2 separate regions of the Homo sapiens genome follow, and region 1 is linked to region 2. The links are chromatin loops, found by intact Hi-C in ENCODE. Cell type or tissue: PC-3. All regions are shown on one strand. Links, peaks and the distances in the headings refer to the core of each region. The heading gives the core; the rest is flanking DNA.

Region 1 (9,970 bases), core at 1,160-9,159, 340 kb before region 2:
TCTTTTAGGAGCATCCTATTACCTTTCCTTTATTCTCTTCTGTTCACTTCTTGTGTTTACTTTGGGGAATCATCCTGCAACTCTTCGAGTTACTCAGGCTGGAAAGCTTGATGTATTCTTCATTTCTGCTTTTTTTTTTGTATTAGCCCTTATTTCCAATGAGTTTGTGATTTCTATCAATTATATATTCCCAGTGACTCTCCTATCTATCTCTTTCTTCCAGTTACTATGTCCAATGCCTTAGTTTGGGCTCTATTAATCTCTTTCTGAACTCAGGCCTTTTACCAGGCTCCCTGCTTCTGATCTTTCACCTTGCCAATCCATCCTTTACACTTTCCCCAGATTTATCTTTGTAAAGCAGAGTTTTGATCATGTTGCTATTGTAAAAACTATTTGACAAGTCTGAATGTCCACACACATGGCATAAAGACAAAAGTCCTTCAAGGCTTTCATTAATCTGACCCCTTCAACTTTGAAATACATCTCCTCTTCCATACAGCTTAGAGAACAACCAGAGAAAGTTATTTGCCATTATCCATGTATTCTCACTTTTTTCCCCACACTTTTGGTTTTTTCTCACTGTTCCTTTGGCCCAGAATATTGCTGCAAGCCCATCACAACTCCCTATTAGTACTATAGAAAATAGATTCTCATGCTTCAAATTCCAACCCAAATGACAACAGCGATGTGGAACTTTCCCTAATATCCTCATTTCTAATTAATTGCTTCTTCCTTTGATCCCCACAGCATTTTCCCCGTACATCTATTTTACACTTATTTAATTATACTTAATTGTTTAAACAGGTTCTCAATTATATTAAAAGCTTTGTGATGGCCCAGGGTATCTTCTACTTAGTTTTGTATTCTCTAAGAAGCATCTACAGCACAGCGAATACTCAATTAGTGCTGAAGAATTAGAGAATGAGGAGGAAAAGTTGAATCATCAGTAAATAATAAAAACAATCAGAAAATTCAAGAGTTTCCTAAAGGCGTTGAAATTCCTAATTTTAAAAGCTTTTAGAAAAATTAGAAATTAAATAATGTTTTCACATCTTACAAGGCTCTAAATCAGGCTGCTAACAAAATTATTAATTTAAAGACTTATTAGAATTTGGCTGTGTGCAGTGGCTCAATGCCTGTAATCCCAGCACTTTGGGAGGCTGAGGCAGAGGTCAGGAGTTCCAGATCAGCCTAGCCAACTTGGTAAAACCTTGTCTCTACTAAAAATACAAAAATTAGCCAGGCGTGGTGATGAGTGCCTGTAGTCCCAGCTACTCCAGAGGCTGAGGCACAAGAATTGCTTGAACTCTGGAGGTGAAGGTTGCAGTGAGCTAAGATTGCGTCGCTGTACTCCAGCCTGGGTGACAGAGCAAGACTCTGTTTCAAAAAACACAAACAAACAAACAAAATTAGAATTTAAAATGATAATCCAGGAAAAAAAGGCATTCCACCTCTCCAGTATCTCAGAAAGATTTGAGACTCAGAAACATTAGGTACAAGGTATAGAAGAAAAAGAAGGAACAAGACATGAGCCTGACAGCAAAAGGGAGTCGTTTAAAGTCTGTATAGTTAATTCTGCACACACCCTGTGTGCAACACTCCTGAAGGCCCGGGTAATGCTTTCAAACAAAGGAGTCAACGAGATTTAAAAGCTGGAGAAGTTGAAAGTCCCCAATTTCTGACATTTGAGGCAGCATCACAAAAATTTCCCATCCCCATCACTCTTCAGTAAAGTCCATCAGACTAAAAGCTCTGTCCGTGTACGAAGAGTTACCAAACGGCTTTTATTGTCACATTGCTAAAAATAGACAACTAAGGGTGACCTGAAAATGAGAAAAATACAAAGTATGAAAGAGGCCAGGATAAACAAGGCAAAAACTGTCCCTAAATAAAACAAAGGGAATTTAGTGGAGAAAATTAACATGCAATAATAGGGTTCCCCTTATTCTCAGGAAGAAGACCAAGATGTCTTCTTTTATTAATATTATTAAGATGTGTTTTTGAGGATACAGCCAAAACAATAAGCAATGCATTTATTGATTTACATCCCCACCAACAGTGTACAAGAGTATAAGCACTCTTTTTTCTCCACATCCTCGCCAACCCTTGCTTTTTCATCTTTTTGATAGTAGCTATTTTAACAGGTATGAGGTTATTTTTATTGTGGTTTTAATTTGCCTTTCCATGATGATTAGAGATATTGATCCTTTTTAATATTTCTGCTGGTCATTTGTATGCTTTTTTTTTTTCCCAGAAATGTCTATTTGAGTCCTTTTCCCATTTTATAATAGGGTTATTTGGGTTCTTGTTGTTGAGTAGTTTGAGTTCCTAATATGTTATTTATATTAGCCTCTTACCCAATGTATGATTTGCAAATATTTTCTCCTAATCTGTGGGTTGTCTCTTCATTTCTTTTTTTTTTTTTTTGGCCATGCAGAAGATTTTTACTTTCAGGTAATTCCATTTGTCAAGGCATTTATTGAAATAATGGGTAAAAATTAAACTTATTTCTAGATTATATTATTTATAACTATAAGAAAAAATAGTTAAGAAAAGGAAATTTTAAAACTAGTATGAGAGTATTAAGTGTTGCTACGGTTTGAATGTTCCCTCCAAAATTTTTGTTGAAACTTAATTCCAATTGTAATGTTATTAAGAAGTGGGGACTTTCAGAAGTAATTAGGTCAGTGGATTAATGCCATTATTGTAGAAGTGGGTTAGTTATCCTGGGAGTGGGCTCATAAAAGGATGAGTTTGGCCCAATTTCCTCTCTATTTCTCATTCTTACTTGCACTTCTGCCATGTTATCACACAGCACGAAGACCCTCACCAGATGCTGGCACCATGCTCTTGGACTTCTCAGCCCCCAGAAGTGTAGAAATAAGGTTTTGCTCTTTATAAATTACCTAGTCTGTGGTATTCTGTTACAGTAGCATAAAATGGACTAAGACAGGTGCCTAGATGCATAATAAATATACACAGAACAACAGTATTCATTAAGACCTTCCCATGTGCCAAGAACTTTTCTACAAGTTTTATATGCATTACTTATGCCAGAATGTTATACTTTAAAAACATAATGTGAGAAAGGCATCATAATTTATAACAGCAAGCAAAAACATGAACTATTATGGAATAAACTTTGAAAATATGCACAAGATTTGAAGAAATTTGAAAAATCGTATTGCAATGGGTACCTTTATGGGTCAACTTAGGTAATAGATATATGTCTTGTTTATTATGTTTCTCTGGTGAGCCCTGACTAGCAAATCGTACTAGGACACTTTAATAAATGAAGATATATACTTACATATACCTGAATGGAAAGATGAAATTTTACAAAGCTATCACTATTTCCAATACAATGGGTATAACTTAATTGTTAGTGATAACTTGATGTGGTGGTTCTGAGGACAAAATTATTATAAATCCATATTTAAAAATCAGTAGGTAAGAATATCAAGGATTATTTTTTAAAAGATGAATATTTATCATGATTACCTTACCAGATATAAAAACTGACTATAAAACTACTGTAATGGAAAACATGTTGTTTTGGTGCAAAATTTGAATGATGAAAAAATACAGAAGAATGAACTTTTTACATGGACAAAAATATCATGTATCTTGTTTACATAGACACTTTCAGGTCTTTATTTCACTTTAATAATGAATGAACAGATAAGCATGTAAATCAAGGCTGGCATCCACCAGATGTTAACTTATGGGGAAGAAATGAAGGGATTGATTACTCAACAAAGTAGATCAAGGGTGGTTTTTTACTCTTTTCATTTTGCAGAGCCATTGTTTTGGTTTTTTAAATCAAGTTAGATGTACATTTCGAATTAATATCAAAAACATTCAGTGGGCTGGAAACACTTCACCAGCACTCCTGGTAAACTCAGGTGGTCCAATAAATATAGAAAAGGACATCAAAGATTTCTACTGCCCCATTCCAAGAGAAAAAGAATCAATATACTCAACAAATTCACACAAATACCTCTTACGAACCTTTATGGAAATCATTACTAGTCTATCAGACAAACAAAAACACAAACATGCACAGAAAAAGAAATAATTGAACTCTGGCCAAAAATTGGAGTTCAGATAAATCTATTCAAGTTCACAGACAATAGTAAGTAAGGGGAGAGGAGAGGAGAAAATGAAAGAGATTGCTGGACGGATGCAGCCAATGGTGGGTTCACTGAGAGAGTCCCCTTCATCAGTGAGAAAGGAGCCTGGGATGAGGGGCAGAAGTAATGCCTGGACCTGACACCTTGCAAGGAAGATTTCTCAGGTCTAGGTTCAACTACTTTTTTTTTTTTTTTTTTTTTTTTTTTTTTGAGACGGAGTTTCACTTTTGTTGCCCAAGCTGGAGTGCAATGGTATGATCTCGGCTCACTGCAACCTCCACCTCCCAGGTACAAGCAATTCTCCTGTCTCAGCATCCCAAGTAGCTCAGATTATAGGCATGCGTCACCACGCCTGGCAATTTTTTATTTTTTTTTTAATTTAGTAGAGACGGGGTTTCACCATGTTAGTCAGGCTGGTCACGAACTCCTGACCTCAGGTGATCCACCTGCCTCGGCCTCCCAAAGTGCTGGGATTACAGGCATTCACCACCGTGCCCGGCCTCAACTACTCTTAAACTGACCTGTGGATGAGGGGCTGTGGATTCAGTTGCCTCACTACAGACACAAATTGACTGCAGGGCTCCTAACCTACCTCTGACCCTCACCAAAATGAAGATGTGAAGCAGGGTAAGATGAGGGAAGCCGTTTTGCTAGCAGCAAGAGAGAATCTAAAGATATGGAACCCAGACTCCAGTGGGACAGGTGAGCAGCTCCCAGTGGTCACTGTGCAGAGATAAGCTACCCCAAGAGGTGTCTCGGTTTATGGGCCTCCTGGGTGTTGCTGCTGTTGTTTGGGTGGCACTGGAGGGGTGGGGCCATGTTGGCACCTTGTCTGAGGTGAGTCAGCATTGCCACAAATAGGGAGAAGGCAATAGCAGGAGTCTGTGTGGTTCTAAGGAAAAAGCCCAGGCATCTCTCTTCTGTATCTCACAGAGAAGCAAGAGAAAGAGAGAGGCCCAAGACCTAGCATTGGAAAGTCAGGACTACCCATCCAGTTCAGTTAGTGACAACATTAGGCTAACTCCTTCATTAGACTCCAGAAATCTTTAGGGTCCAGAGGACCCTTGACTTATAACAAAGAAAAGCTAATGAGTCAGGAGATGAAGGATGAGATAAAGTAGGCAGCTCTGACGTTTTCCATAAACAGACTTGTAAGGGAAGAATGGGAGTGATTAATCACCTTAGGGTTTTTCTGTTTGTTTTTCCACTCCCTGCATTAAAAACTTTATTTACTCACACATATCATTCACTTGAATCAGGTTAGTGTGTTCATGCACTCAGTTCTCAGGTAAACCTCATGTAAACTGTTACCAACTTGAGAGTTGCAGCTCTAGACAGCTTGGCAGGTTCGTCTCTTCCAGAGCCTAGGAATTAGAAAAAGAGTCATGCAAAGCCCTTTGGCAAACCCAGTACTCATGTAGGGGCTGGTGTTGCTAGGCTGAAGTCCAAGATGGTCTTGACTCCTGAAAAGGTATTCTCTCAATTTCATCCAAACAGTTTCTCATAATCCTTTCTACATCAGCTTCTACACAAGCACAAAGAAAAATCTGAAATTTAGGGGAGGTTTTTCCCAGTTTTAAAATCATTTTCTTTTCCCAGTAACAGTGGAAAACAGACCATCTTGAATAAATACTCATTCTAATCTACCTGTTGTTTTGTTTGACTTTTAGGATTTATCCACCATTTGTTTTTAAATCAAATCCAAAACTGACAACTAGCAAACTACTTTACTTCAAGAAGTTGTTATTTTATAATAGAACTTAATGAGCATTTCTGAAACATATCAAGAATTACTCACCATTTTCTTCTATTGTTTATTAGGGGAATATGCTGTTTTCAAGTTCTGTTGACAACTCATGTCCATTTAGTTTAACATTACATGTGCTGAAATGTTGTAATATTCTTCTTTTGTTTTCCTATGATTTTTTTTTTTTTTGCCTTGGGTAATGTAAGACAGTTTTCAACTCTATAGCTGTAAGGGTATTTTTATACATGCTCAAAAAGATGGATCACTCTACAGCTAACCAGAATGGTTTGCAAATAGTCTCTTAAGTAATCAGTCTGGATTGTGTGATCGATCAGTAGGGACAGAAAGAGTTTTATCAAGATGACTGGCTGTGGCTGACCAGCCACTCTGTGCAAGCTGTTCAGAGACATGTTTATTAAGCCCGTATCAGTGAACTCAGAATATAAGAGCTGGAAAAATCCTTGGATACTCTCTACTCTTCATTTTACAGAATACCAACCCAAGATCTAGAAAGGGAAAGCAATGTTTTCAGAACCCACAGTGAAGTTAGAGAAAGAGTCAGAACAAAATCTCTGTCACTGGGAGAAGATATTTATGTCACATATAACTGACAAAGGATTTTTATCTATCATATATTAAGAACTCTTGGAAATCAATAAGAAAAAAACAAGCTAATTAAAAATGGGACAAAGACACCGTAATAGTATGACATGTTGCTACTTATTAAAGAAATGTGGTTAGAGCGGCTTAAGTAAATGTAGGCTGATTTTCCTCTCATAATCAGAGGTAGGGAAAGAAGCCATCTAGGGTCAGCACAGCCGTCTGAGGAAATCATCAAGGGCTTGGCTTCTTTCCTGTTCAATAGACTTTCTCTTCACCTAGGACAGTCTTCTTCCTTTTCTCCAGGTATCAGGTCTGTGCTCCAGAAATAAACAGAAGTGACGTGCCAGGGACACAAGTAAAAGACCTGCCTTTCAAAAATTCACCTGGAGGCCCCAGTGACTCCCACTTTCCATTTGCCAGAGCTGGGTTACACGGCCCCCACTCCAGACTCAAGTGAAAGGAGAAAATAAGTTTACCTGGGCATATTGGGATCTCAAATAAAATTAGAATCTGTTGATAAAGAAGCGAAGGATGGATAGGGAGAGACAATTAGCAATGCCTGCCAAAGAAAACAGAGGCAATACACAGAAGAGGGAAACATACTGGTTAATACAGTTAAGAAAAACTGCCCAGTCTCACTCCTAATCAGCAAAAAATAAATTAACTAAATACAAATAAATGAAATAATAAAATAGCATCCCATACTCAATTAGAAAGATAATGTCTTTTGTTCACAAAAATAAGGGTAAAGGAAAACTTTCATTCATGAATATCAAAGCATAAATTTATATAGTTACTTTGGAGGATAATTTGTAGTAAATATGTAGTAAATTTACAATTAACCAAAAATAATACTTCTAGGTGCATTTTTGAGAGAAGTTCTCCTCTGTGTGTTTCAGGAGACGTGTAGAGGTGCTCTTTGCAGCTTTGACTATACTGAAGAAATACTGACAAGAACTAAATTTCCTCCATAGGGCATGTATAACTAAACTGGTACGTTCTTCTAATAAACACACTAGATCTATTGGTATCAACATGGACTGACTCTCGGATTTATACTCCATAGTTCTTCTGAGCCTGGCCCCTACATCTTTGCCACTACTCAGGTGTGAAACGTTTTTGGCCTTTACACCAAGTTCTACGAAATCCTCTTCCCACTAGGGTTTCTGTAAGCATGCATGATTTGCTGAAGATTTGGTGGGAGATATGAAGAAGTCAAACTGGAAGGCTTCACTTCCAATTTGTACATGTCCTTCTCATCACTCTCCCCGCCTTTTTACTATCTCAGGATTGCCCCACCCCAAGCTCCAAAGTCTTTGGTCTGTATGCAGAGCTTCATCTCACACACACACACACATATACACACACACACACATATTGCTGCTCAGCAATCCAGTCACATGTGTCTTGGAGACATGGAATCTTGCCTCCAAGACACATAGGAGCTGAATTGCTGAGCAGCAGCTCCAAATCTTCAACAAAATATTTTACCCACCAAAACAACTCTTTCCTTCAGAAAAATTCTGGTGTTAGATGATAATGGCAGAATGTATTTCACAGCTCATTGCCAATCAACATTACTTTTATCAAAATTGATCCCTGCTTAACCCTCAGAAAGATTATCTATAAATTGATGGTGCCTTATACAATCAATGGCATCAGGGAACTGGGAAATATAGCAAATTCAACTTAGTCAAATAATTTCTGAAAGTTGGAAAGTGAATCAGTGACAAAAGATTATGTGACATCCTTATAGTAAATGTGGTTGTATGAAGGCACGTCCTTATCAACTTTTGCAGGTTTCGATAATGAAGCCTTGAAAAAAATTAACACAAATAATATAACCCAGTTGGAAGTACTTGCCCCTGCTATAGAGAAGATATTTAAAAGATCTAAATAGTAATGGATAACATTCTCTTCTGTAGTCATAGACGTATTTACTTAAAACACATATTTTGTAAGCAGATCAGCATATTACAACCATATAGCTAATAATTTACCCAATCTGTAAATCATAGCTGAACCCAAGCATTTACTTTGTTATTAAGAAATATGGCAATTTATGTAATGATTGAGAAGAATTATGTGTTAAAGAAAAGAGAGCTTCATGTTTTGATTATGTGGGCAAGAAATGAAATTAAAGTGGTCCATGCTGATTTATAGCCAAGTGTTTTATGACTGTATAGTGAGACCTAGAAAATGTATGCTTGCTTTGTTTATACCTAAGCATTTCAAAAGTATGTGCCATCACCAGCCTTAAGAAGATTTACTGTTGATATGTTTATTTCAAATTCAGTTCAAATCAGTGTACACTATAGATAGGTATGCGGAATTTCTAATTCTAAAATATGAATGTTGCTTTAGGATTTTCAAACTGAGCCAAATGTCCCAAATGGCATATAAAACATTCCATGTCATCCAGCCAAAACTGACACCGCTATTCCTGAAACTCTCCCTAGTGTTCACCTGCCTGCAGTTGTGCCTAGAAATGAACAGGACACTGCACAGCAGAAATAGAAGTACAGAATCATTGAACCATCATCATTTACAGCATCACCCTAATGGGACTGAAAAGGCCTGTACTCAGTGACATTTATCACAAGGAATGTAGCAAATGAGACTGTATGAGGGGAATGAGACTGGGACATTCATATTAACTTAGGTGGACAGGAGCCTTACCAAATGTGATAATGCAGGCTGGGCACGGTGGCTCACGCCTATAATCTCAGCACTTTGGGAGGCCAAGGCCAGTGAATCACGAGGTCAGGAGATCGAGACCATCCTGGCTAACACGGTGAAACCCCATCTGTACTAAAAATACAAAAAAAAATTAGCCAGGCGCGGTGGTGGGTGCCTGTAGTCCCAGCTACTCAGGAGGCTGAGGCAGGAGAATGGCGTGAACCCGGGAGGCGGAGCTTGCAGTGAGCCGAGTTCGCACCACTGCACTCCAGGCTGGGCGACAGAGTGAGACTCCATCTCAAAAAAAAAAAAAAAAAAAAAAGTGACAATGCAAATCTAGATAACCAAGATAATCAATTTTTAAATCCCTTTGTAAGCTTTGATAACCTCTCTAGTCATCTAACAGTTAGGTATCAACATTGTAAGAACTTAGGATATTATTTTTAACCACATATTTGCAATTCACAGATACCTAATTTTAAAAGTCAGAGAAAGTAGCAGGCAGTAAGTATTAAGTAAGTAGTCATCCAGACAATTTAAATAAAGCTAAAATGTAAAGATGCATCAAATGCTATAAATTTATAATTTGATTCATAATCTAGACCAGTGCTGTCCAACAGAACTTTCTTTAATGATAGAAATATTCTGTATGTGTGCTGTTCACTATGGTAGCCCATAGAAACACGTGGTTGTTGAGCACTTGCAATGTGGCTAGTGTGACTGAGGAACTGTATTTTAAATTATTTTAGTTTAGTTAAATTTAAATAGCAATATGTGATTAAAAAGCCACATGTGGTTAGTGGTTACT
Region 2 (9,970 bases), core at 1,103-9,102:
GGCAGCATCCCAAACTGACATACTCAGAATCTCCTGGGATAAGATAGAGGCTGAGAATACATGTTATTAATAATATTGCCAGTTAAGTTTGACAGTCAGTTCAATCTGGGGAACCTCAACTCTATTTTCCTGGAAAAGAATCATTCCTTCTGCAGCTGGGGATATTCTGGGTCCCAGAGAGAAAATCAAGGTGCTGCCCATCCTGTAAGGAAAGGCACCTGGAAACCTGGGAGAATAAAGAGAGAAGCTGGTAGGAACCGTTCCAACTTTCCCTCTTGCCATTGGAGACCCAAGAACTATGAGGAAGTAGGGACTCCAAGGAAACCTGGGTGATCCCCACCTTGTTTTAATTACATAACTCCACTGTCAGGTGTTTTCCTGAGGGACAGAGCCTCCGTGCGTTTACTGACAAACCTGAGAGGCATCCCTGGGAGTCTTTCAGCCTTCTGTGCTGTGTCATTTTACCTGCATCAGGAGAAATTTCAAGGCAATGTAAATAATGTATATCTTTTCTTTAAAAATCAGTGTAAATATTTCATAGACTGTACAGTAAATAATAAATACATTTGGAAAAAAACAATATAAATATTTGATAGTTTGCAGAGCAACTTGTTAAGCCTGGAATTACATTTGAATGTTCAAAAAAATCCAGTAAATCCTGAATTACATACAAATGGTTCAAAAGTGACCCAAACACAGTCATGGATGCAGTTTTAAAAATTGCTGTTTCCCTCTTCACCAGGGGAGTGTTAAATCAAGATGTCACCGTCTGTCACTGCCAGCTTGTGAATCATCTGAAATTTTGGTAACTCCCAAGTGCCTATGCCTTCTGATAATACTTGGCTTGCATCTTAAAATAATAAAAACATCCTCTACCTATGAGAGAAATTCAGGAATACCATGCTATGCAACTGCTGCTTTTAATGCAAAGAAGTTCCAATCCTGCAATGGTTGCTCCATAGAAAGATTGAATAATAAACATCAAATGCCTCTTGCAAACCAAGCAGGTAAAATTTTTCAGACCCATCATCGGTGGGTCGAATTTGGAGGAGGAAGCTTCAAACAGTTAAATTTTTTTTTTCATGTTATCAGGGACTGGTTTTATATTCATAAAATAAGGAATCCCTTCTGCCACTGGCTCCTGGTCCTTGATCTGTTCCATCTTCACATTTCTGTGCTCTTCTATAATGATATGGAACTCCACACAAGTTCATCTGTGTCCTCTTCCGTTCTATTAATTCCTGCCATGTATGCCCTTGAGACTCAGTCCCAGGAGGCCTCCCTTGGGAGATCATTCTCACTGAAACTTGCATGTGCCTCTATTGTAGCATGTGTCCTAGAGAATTCAAAGGGGAGTTTGCATTATTCACTACCATATCCTGGAACCCAGAAGAGTGTCTGGCACATAGTCAACTCCATAAATATTTGTTGAACAAATGAATGAAGGGATGCATGCATCTCTGTCTTACCTAGTGACAAAGGACAGTTTTTTTTATTTGTTTTTGTTTTTTGTTTTTTGAGACAGTCTCTCTCACTCTTTCGCCCAGGCTAGAGGGCAGTGGTGTGGTCTCGGCTCACTGCAAACTCTGCCTCCCAGGTTCAAGCAATTCTCCCGCCTCAGCCTCCTGAGTAATTGGAATTACAGGCATACATCACCACTCCCAGCTAAGTTTTTGTATTTTTAGTAAAGACAGGGTTTCACCATGTTGGCCTGGCTGGTCTCAAACTCCTGACCTCAGATGACCCACCCTCCTTGGCCTCCCAAAGTGCTGAGATTACAGGTGTGAGCCACCGCGCCCAGCCCAAGCACAGTATTTTTATACGTCATGTTCTCAGAGCCTGTTCCAGCACCTCACAGAGTAGGTGTCCAATAAAGATATCTTGAGTAGATAAACAGACCTAACCATGTAATGTGTCAGTGCGTTGTGATGGCAGATGCAGTGTGCAAAACAGAAAGGAAGAGGGAGAGAAGAAATAGGGATGTGCCAAACTCCAGCTTCACTCTTCCTATTGAAATATACATATCCCTGGGGAAGATTAATAGGCACATGCCTTAACAAAGGGTTATGAGGAGCAGGAAGGGTACATTTTATTTTCAAAACTAAATCTTTCTGGTTATACCCATATAGTATTTATATAGTAGATACTTCTAAGAAGCTCAAAGCACAGCCGTGTTTGGCACATTGGATTATGCATCAAACCACTCCTGTGTGGTTAGCTGATGGAGGTCATTTATTCATCTCATTTTCCCCTTGAAGGAAGCAAAGGCAAATTAAAGGAAAAGTTCTAAAGACTTGTCCAGAGGCGCTCAAACATGCAACAGTGGATCCAGAGTCCTTGCCACAGACCTTTGGAGCACATTTCCCCAAAAGGTTAGGTGCGTAAGTCTGGTATTAAGAAGCTCCAGCTGTCTATTATCTACTAATCAACAAAAGTTCATAGAGTCTTAGCTCTTTGGACAGTGTGGAATAAGCTGATAGATCCGTGCACTGTATGTAGGTGTTCCAACATATCCTATTGTTTGTAGGTAAAGAAAATTTTCAGTTAGGTTCAGTAAGGAGTGGTGTCAGGGAGTCACTCAGGTTTATAGTTCTTAAGTGTTTTAGCTATTTGTAATAAAATGCATCCTAGGACACTGACAGGGAGAGGCATCCAGAGAAAAATAAGATATGGTTTCTGACCTCATGGAGCAAAGAATCTAGTTGACTCATAGGATAATAGGCTAATACAATAATCTAGTTAAAGAATCTAGCTGACAAGACAAGTACTCAGGAAATGCTTAAATTTTAATGTGTAGCATTAGATGGCAGGTTTAATTAAATGAAATAAATAATGCATCATTTAGGGTTATGTTTGTTGCATGAAACAGTGACTGAAGTAGAAAAGAAACTTAGTGTAAGCACATGGAGTATCATGGGATAGAAAAGAAGGCTGAAGAGGCATGAAGCCTCAAAATGAATTAACAGTTCTTCGTGTCTTCCAAGATTCTACTCAAGATTCAAAGTCTCAGTAGAAAGAGTCCAGTGGGCTGGTCCCTTTGACCATACTGGGGCAATAATAGGAAGGATCTAATGGAAAAGAACTGTATGGATTTCTCAGCCTCTCACGTAGGAGGGCAGAGCCTCTGGGTTTATCATTTCTCTGCAACTCCACCCACTGAGTAATTCCCCCAAAGGCACTGAGGTGCTATCAGGAGGGAGGAATGCAAGAAGGGAGGCCAAAAGACGGCAAATGTTCTTTACCATGAAAGAAATTCAGCAAAGGGAGAAATCTCTGGACATGAATCAGAGAAGAATCATGGAGGAGGTGGGACTTGAGGTTGGTAGATGTGTTCCCAACACTTAATTAGATGGAGCAAGAAGAAAACTCATGACTAATACAGGAAGAGGTGAGGTTGGGACAGCAGATAATGCTGTCAAATAATAAAGTTCACTGGACTTAAATAATAATAATAAATACTTTTTTTTTTTTTTTTGAGACAGAGTCTCGCTCTGTCACCCAGGCTGGAGTGCAGTGGCTCAATCTCGGCTCACCACAAGCTCTGCCTCCCGGGTTCCCACCATTCTCCTGCCTCAGCCTCCCGAGTAGCTGGGACTACAGGCGCACGCCACCACACCTGGCTATTTTTTTTGTATTTTTAGTAGAGATGGGGTTTCACCGTGTTAGCCAGGATGGTCTCAATCTCCTGACCTCATGATCCACCCACCTCGGCCTCCCAAAGTGCTGGGATTACAGGCGTGAGCCACCGCTCCCAGCAATAATAAATACTTTGTGTGTGTGTCTGTGTGTGTGTGTGTCTGTGTGTGTGTGTCTGTGACAGAGTCTCGCTCTGTTGCCCAGGCTGGAATGCAGTGGCGCGATCTCAGCTCACGCAAGCTCCGCCTCCTGAGTTCAAGCAATTCTCCTGCCTCAGCCTCCCGAGTAGCTGGGATTATAGGCACGCATCACCATGCCCAGCTAATTTTTTGTGTTTCTTTAGTAGAGACGGGTTTTCACCATGCTGGCCAGGCTGGTCTCAAACTCCTGACCTCAAGTGATCTGCCCACCTCAGCCTCCCAAAGTGCTGGGATTATAGGCATGAGCCACTGAGCCTGGCCAATAAATACATTTTTAAAAAAAGAATGTACAAGTTTATTTGGTTGCCAGGCAAGAGAATATATTCCAATGAAGAAATGTACTGAACTAGGTTAAAGGTAAAAGTTGGGAATTTTAAGGTTGACTATTCTATATCCAAAATGCTTGCAATCAGAAGTGTTTCAGATTTTGGATCCTTTTAGATTTTGGAATATTTGCATTAGACTTGCTGATTGAGCAACCTAAATCCAAAAATCTAAAATCCTAAATGTTCCAATGAGCATATCCCTTGAGCATGATGTTAGTGCTCAAAACATTTTGGATTTTTGAGCATTTTAGTTTTTCATTTTTACATTTGGGATATTCAACCTGTATTCACAAATGAGTTGATAGTGGTTATGTCAAACTTGCTCTCTGCACAGTGTGGAACGAGCCAATAGAGCTGTGCAGTGTCCATGAGTGTTCCAACACGTCCTATTGTGTGTAGGTAAAGAAAGTTTTCAGTAAGGACTGATGTAAGGGAGTCACTCACATTCAAAGTTCTTTAGTTGTTTTAGCCAGTTGTAATAAAACACAGCATTCCATTTTGATATCTCTTGGGTAGGAGGAAAACTTTTAGAGTGCTTGGCTACAGTTTTAATCACATATAAGAATAATAATGTTTATATATGCATAACAAATAAACTTTAAACTTTAATGTTTACAAATTCTTTCACAAATGTTAACACAACTGGGCCTCACCAAACTTCTATGCCATATCTATGACCTCCGTTTCTGTTTTCATTTTACAGAAAAGAGCCAAGTTCAGAGAGGTAAATGATTTGCCCAAGATAGCAACCAGGGTCAGCCAACTAACTATGTATTTCTTTTTCCAAGTCATGCTTCACAAGGAGGCGGCAAAATATTACACCACATATGAATTTTAGTAATCCATGCTTTCCTAAGATCTAGATGAAATTAAATAACCTAATAAACATTTATATATATTTTCAAGATAAAGATAAAATTCCTCGGATTAAAAAACTAATAACAACAGCTCTTTTAATGGGAGAAAGAATCATGGAAAGCATGTGTCATCAGGTATCAAATATTTACTCAGTGCTTCACTTTGGGCAAACTCTCCTCCAAGACAAGCCAGGGCCCATGGCCAAGAACCTGGGGAAAAGCCTAGAGTCAGACTGGATGGAGAAATGAGAGAGAGGAATGACTGGCCTGCAACCAGAGTTTTAAGCACAAGGAATCCAAAGGATTTCATTGAAGGCAAAGCTGCAAACCAGAAGGAAGCAAGGGATTGAACCAAAATTTCTCTGCAAAAGCAGAAAAGGCAGAAAGAAATCAGAGAGTTACAAGACTGGAGCCAGAAACCTCAAGCAGAATGGTGGGAAAGAGGCTTTTGGAGGACAGGGAGTTTCCCAAGGCCTGCTGTAAAGAGAGAGAGATGTTGGAAAGAGGGGAAGAGGCTCCCAGAACCTGATAAAAGGGAGACATAAGAAAGCCCAAGAAGGAATCACCCTTAAATAGCTCTCAATCAAGCTGTAAAGATAAAACATAAACATTGAGGATACAGTTAATAGCACAGGACAATAAACCAATAACAAACTAAAGAAGTTAATGGGAGACACAGGAGGTCAGGAAAGGAGAAGACCATTCCAGGCTAGGTCTGCCTCCGAAAATTCCACCAAGGAATGACACAGACCTTGAGAAATGTGCTTATGGCCCATATCTCTTGCCAATTTGCTTCAAAATGCACTCCCAGGCTTAAAACTTATTTCTCAATTTATCACTCTTGGGGAGTGTAGCCCTGGCTCCCTTCATTTCTAGTTTTTCTATTCCTATGCTAGATGATTTTTCTGAAAGCCAGCCAAAGTATCAGATCACTCTGCCTTCATTTCACTGAATTTCAACAGACTTATACTGAGTACCTCCACTCTGCGCTTGGCACTGTACAATGTGTTGGACTTAGAGAAATTAATAAGGGACAGGCCCCTATCCTCAAGAAACTTGGAGTTATTCATTCAGGAAATACAGACATATACACAAATACTTATGTAGGAAGGTCTACAAAAGGAAACAGTGCAAAAGCTAAGAGCAATGAATTCTTTGTGTGTGTGTGTGTGTGTGTGTGCAACAAGGCTGTTTATTTCACCTGGGTGCAGGCGGGCTGAGTCCGAATAGAGAGTCAGCGAAGGGAGATATGGGTGGGGCCATTTTATAAGATTTGGGTAGGTAAAGGAAAATTATAGTCAAAGGGGGGTTGTTCTCTGGCGGGCAGGTGTGGGAGGAGGAAAGACTTTTTTGCATTCATTTATTCAGCATGTTTTTGAGCATTGACCAAGTGCCCAGCACTGTGATGAGCACTGAGGATCACTCACTGTTTATTTAGTAAGCCACAGTGCTTCCTGAAGAGTAGTTTATATTTTAAGTTGGGAAGAAGCCCATCTGAGTGAGAACCAAGAAGAAATGTTTTGGTCATCCTGAGACTTTAGTATGAAAGGATAAAGAGCTGCAGAATGCAGAGTGGGTCTAATACGGTGATATGGTTTGGGTCTGGATCCCCACCCAAATCTCATGTCAAATTGTAATCCCCAGTGTTGGAGTAAGGCTTGGTGGGAAGTGATTGGATCACGTGGATGAATTTCCCCTTTGGTGCTGTTCTCATTATAGTGAGTGGGCTATCTAATTGTTTAAAAGTGTGTAGCACCACCCCCTCCTCTCTTCTTCCTCCCGCTCCAGCCATGTAAGACAAGCCTGCAAGATGTGCCTGGTTTCCCGTTCACCTTCTGCCATTATTGAAAGTTTCCTGAGACCCTGCCCCCTCTGCCAGCCATGCTTCCTGTATAGCCTGCAGAACTGTGAGCCAATTAAACCTCTTTTCTATATAAATTACTCAATCTCAGGTATTTCTGTATAGCAGTGCAAGAAGAGACTAATATATTTGGTATCATCATGATGGACTTCTTGATACATGACCTGTTCCCCCATATCCCTTCCAAATCAGGCATGGTCCTCTTAGGAATTTGCCATGAGCAAAAGTAACAATCCCAAATACCTGTCATTTCAACAAGATTCCTGTATTACTCATCAAAAGGAGCATTCACTACAGCAGAAAAGTTTATGCATGGGCAGAGATGGGACACAGTTCAGGATGGCATCAACTCTGCCTTGCGCCACTCGTACGCATTCTGGCACAGGCCAAGGGGAAGCCAGCTAGAGGGTCTACAGCCCACCACCCCAGAAACCACTCCAGGTTCTTAACCTCTGCCAGACTCACAGAGTTTCTGAAGGACTGGATGACTACCACTCAGAATCATCTCTGGCCACTGATTAGTACCTACCCCATAGGGTTGTTAGGAGGATTCAATGAATTAATAAGTTGCAGGGTTTAGAACTACCTGCTACATAGGAAGTATCCTGTAAGTAATAAATATTCTACCACTATCATTCAGTAATCAGTCCAAATATGTCAAGCAATTGCTTTTTAAATTACAAGCAAACAAGGAGAGAATGGAGAAATCAGTTTATTAACTGGACTTGAGACATAGGGAAAATGTGTAATTGGCTGCAAAATTCTGATTTTTAAAAAGAACAATGATTATCTCCCTGGTTATAAAAGTAGAGTGGCCATGCCCTCCTAGTTATTAGTAATGGCAAACACCATGTGTGTATGTGTTAATACATGTGCATATATGTGTGCCATGTATGTGTGTGTGTCAACCACTTAAAGCAGCCCTAGAGACAGCTATAAAAGCAGCCTTCAAGCATCTTTTTAAATATGATAAGCAGTTTGTTTTCTCCAAAATGTATATCAAGGAATTCACCTCTTCATTTCTCCCATCCATTCCAACCTCACCTGGGTCTTCTTTTCACCTCTTATTCCGAAACTCAAAATGGGAATGACATTTTGGATATGTCTTCTGATATATTTTCCTTTTCAGTAATCTGATTCCTGCCCCCACCAAAAAAAAATAAAAATAAAAAAACTATCCCATTATTACTGCCGAAAGAAGGGGAGAGCATAAACCCCCAGGCTTGAGAAGGAAGTGGTGGGAGCTCCCAGACTGATCTGGGTGATCCCCAAAGAGGAGGATACCTGCCTCTTGCTTTTCAAGGTGCATGTTATAGAAAGCATTAGCTTCCTTGAGAAGATAAAATTTGGACATACAGCCAAATGGATGAGGTATCCAGGCAGATCTTTGTGGCCAAGTGTGGCATCTGGGAGCTCAGAAATTTCAGCAAGCCCTCTCAGCAAGGAGTGCTATGGGAACCAATGGGCTTTCATAGGATTATTGAGGTTGTAGGTCAGCCAAGGCATGGACCGTGGTCTTTAGCAAAAGCAGCCAACATGATTCCCTCAAACCAGGTGAGCCCAGCTACACTCAGTGGGCCGTAGCACCAGATGCCAGTGAATCTCTCAGAGGAATCCAGCAAGGACCCACCAACGCCTATTACCCAATCCCCACCCTCCATAGCTTATACAGACTTCCTCTTACACTATGTGCAATTAGGAAGAAGGAAGAATAGAGGAGATCTCTTCAAAGGAAGAAAACCTGCTTTGATTGGGGGGCTGAGCTTTCAAATGACGATTTGAAAGAGACTAATAGAAATGCCACTGACTGAATCATCTTTAATTGATGCAATCAAGCCCCTCCCCCATTCCACCATAAACAGAACTGAGGAGTTTAGAGCAAGGTGAGGCTCATCATAAAAATAAAGTTGCATGCTTTTACATATCTGGTTAAAAGACTACGCATAAATAGAGCAGAGTTATAGTGATGGGGTTTCCAAATTTTGGGGGACATCCAGTATTATCTATAAATAGTTTATCCCATTGTCCCCATAATCTTAACTTTAACTTAGAAAGCATGAAGATTATCCAAGGAGTATTATCATTTTGGAAATTGTTAATTTTTTTAAGGAAAGAACCATTATGCATTTCTCAACTAAAAGGAAATACTGCTAAACATGTAGAAAACATATAATGTAGGCTTCTCACAAGCAAGTGACACTTCTACTCCCACTGCCTTTGGAGAAAGAAAATTTTTCTCTTGACCTACTTTTAAATAAAAAGAAAAAAAATAAAATCTGCCATACTACATATATACTACTCCCAACTTATGAAGAGAAGGTAAGTGCCCAATATAAATATTACAGCTAAAGAAAACCAGAAAGAATGAAAATTATTATAGAATTAAAGTTAAAATGCCCACAAAAGCCAGGAGAGCAGAACCGATCTAAAAATGTAATTCTGGGTGCAAAGAAGCAGATTAAAGGGTCTCATTTCTTTACTAGATAAAGACTACAAGATCCATGCTCTTCTGTCCTCAAATGTTTCCCAAATTCCAAAGAAGCCTGGCTCTTTTCCAGGGTGGGAATTTGAATACTTTAAAGAGTGTACAACTCGAGATGCAGCAAAAGATAAACAGCCTTCTATTTACCTTAGGTCAGCCTGAGAACTTGAAATTGCCATTGCAAAAAAAAAGTAAACAGATGATAAAAGATAATTTTCCCTTTTAATGGAAAAGAAATGCAAAATAAAATAAAGTAGAGGTGTGATCTTACAGTTTCAAAATCAAGGAGCAAATATTTTTAGTGATAATATGCAATTTTGATGAGGTTTCAGTAATGCAAGGACTGCTGGAAGCCTACAACCTTTTGGTGAGCAATAGGCCAATCTATAATGAGAGCCATAGAGATGTCCCTGGTCTCTAAACAGCAACACTATTATCCAAATTCTGAGAATTAACATAAAAGAATTCAGAAGAAGCAAATGGCTATCTACACAAAGATATTTACTATAGCCTTTTCTATACTGCCAAGGCAAACAAACAAAAAACTCAAAAACTAGAAACAACCAAATGTCCAAAACAGGTTTATGACACATTAACATAATATTCTG

Evidence for each region. Hi-C counts contacts between places; a loop is a spot of excess contacts. Peaks named below come from ENCODE experiments on the same cell type or tissue, not always from the same donor. Only the 100,000 strongest peaks of a DNase experiment are listed, where the experiment ranks them.
Region 1: a loop joins it to region 2, with 10 times the contacts of the local background. A loop is called at or near these places in 2 of 110 quality-filtered maps.

What each region holds. Positions count from the first base shown.
Region 1 is chr2:220,615,080-220,625,049 of GRCh38, reverse strand. All of the region lies in intron 1 of LOC105373895 (a long non-coding RNA gene), which reads right to left. Among named protein-coding and RNA genes, the nearest start is that of MIR4268, 710 kb to the right of the region's middle. RefSeq lists an enhancer at 4,698-5,897. In PC-3, for the core only: no CTCF peak of the experiment used is centred there; a DNase peak (open chromatin) is centred at 5,329; H3K4me3 peaks cover 649 bases; H3K27ac peaks cover 3,210 bases.
Region 2 is chr2:220,272,797-220,282,766 of GRCh38, reverse strand. All of the region lies in intron 2 of LOC105373893 (a long non-coding RNA gene), which reads right to left. Among named protein-coding and RNA genes, the nearest start is that of MIR4268, 370 kb to the right of the region's middle. In PC-3, for the core only: no CTCF peak of the experiment used is centred there; DNase peaks (open chromatin) are centred at 2,646, 3,246, 5,206, 7,096 and 1 weaker place; H3K27ac peaks cover 6,215 bases.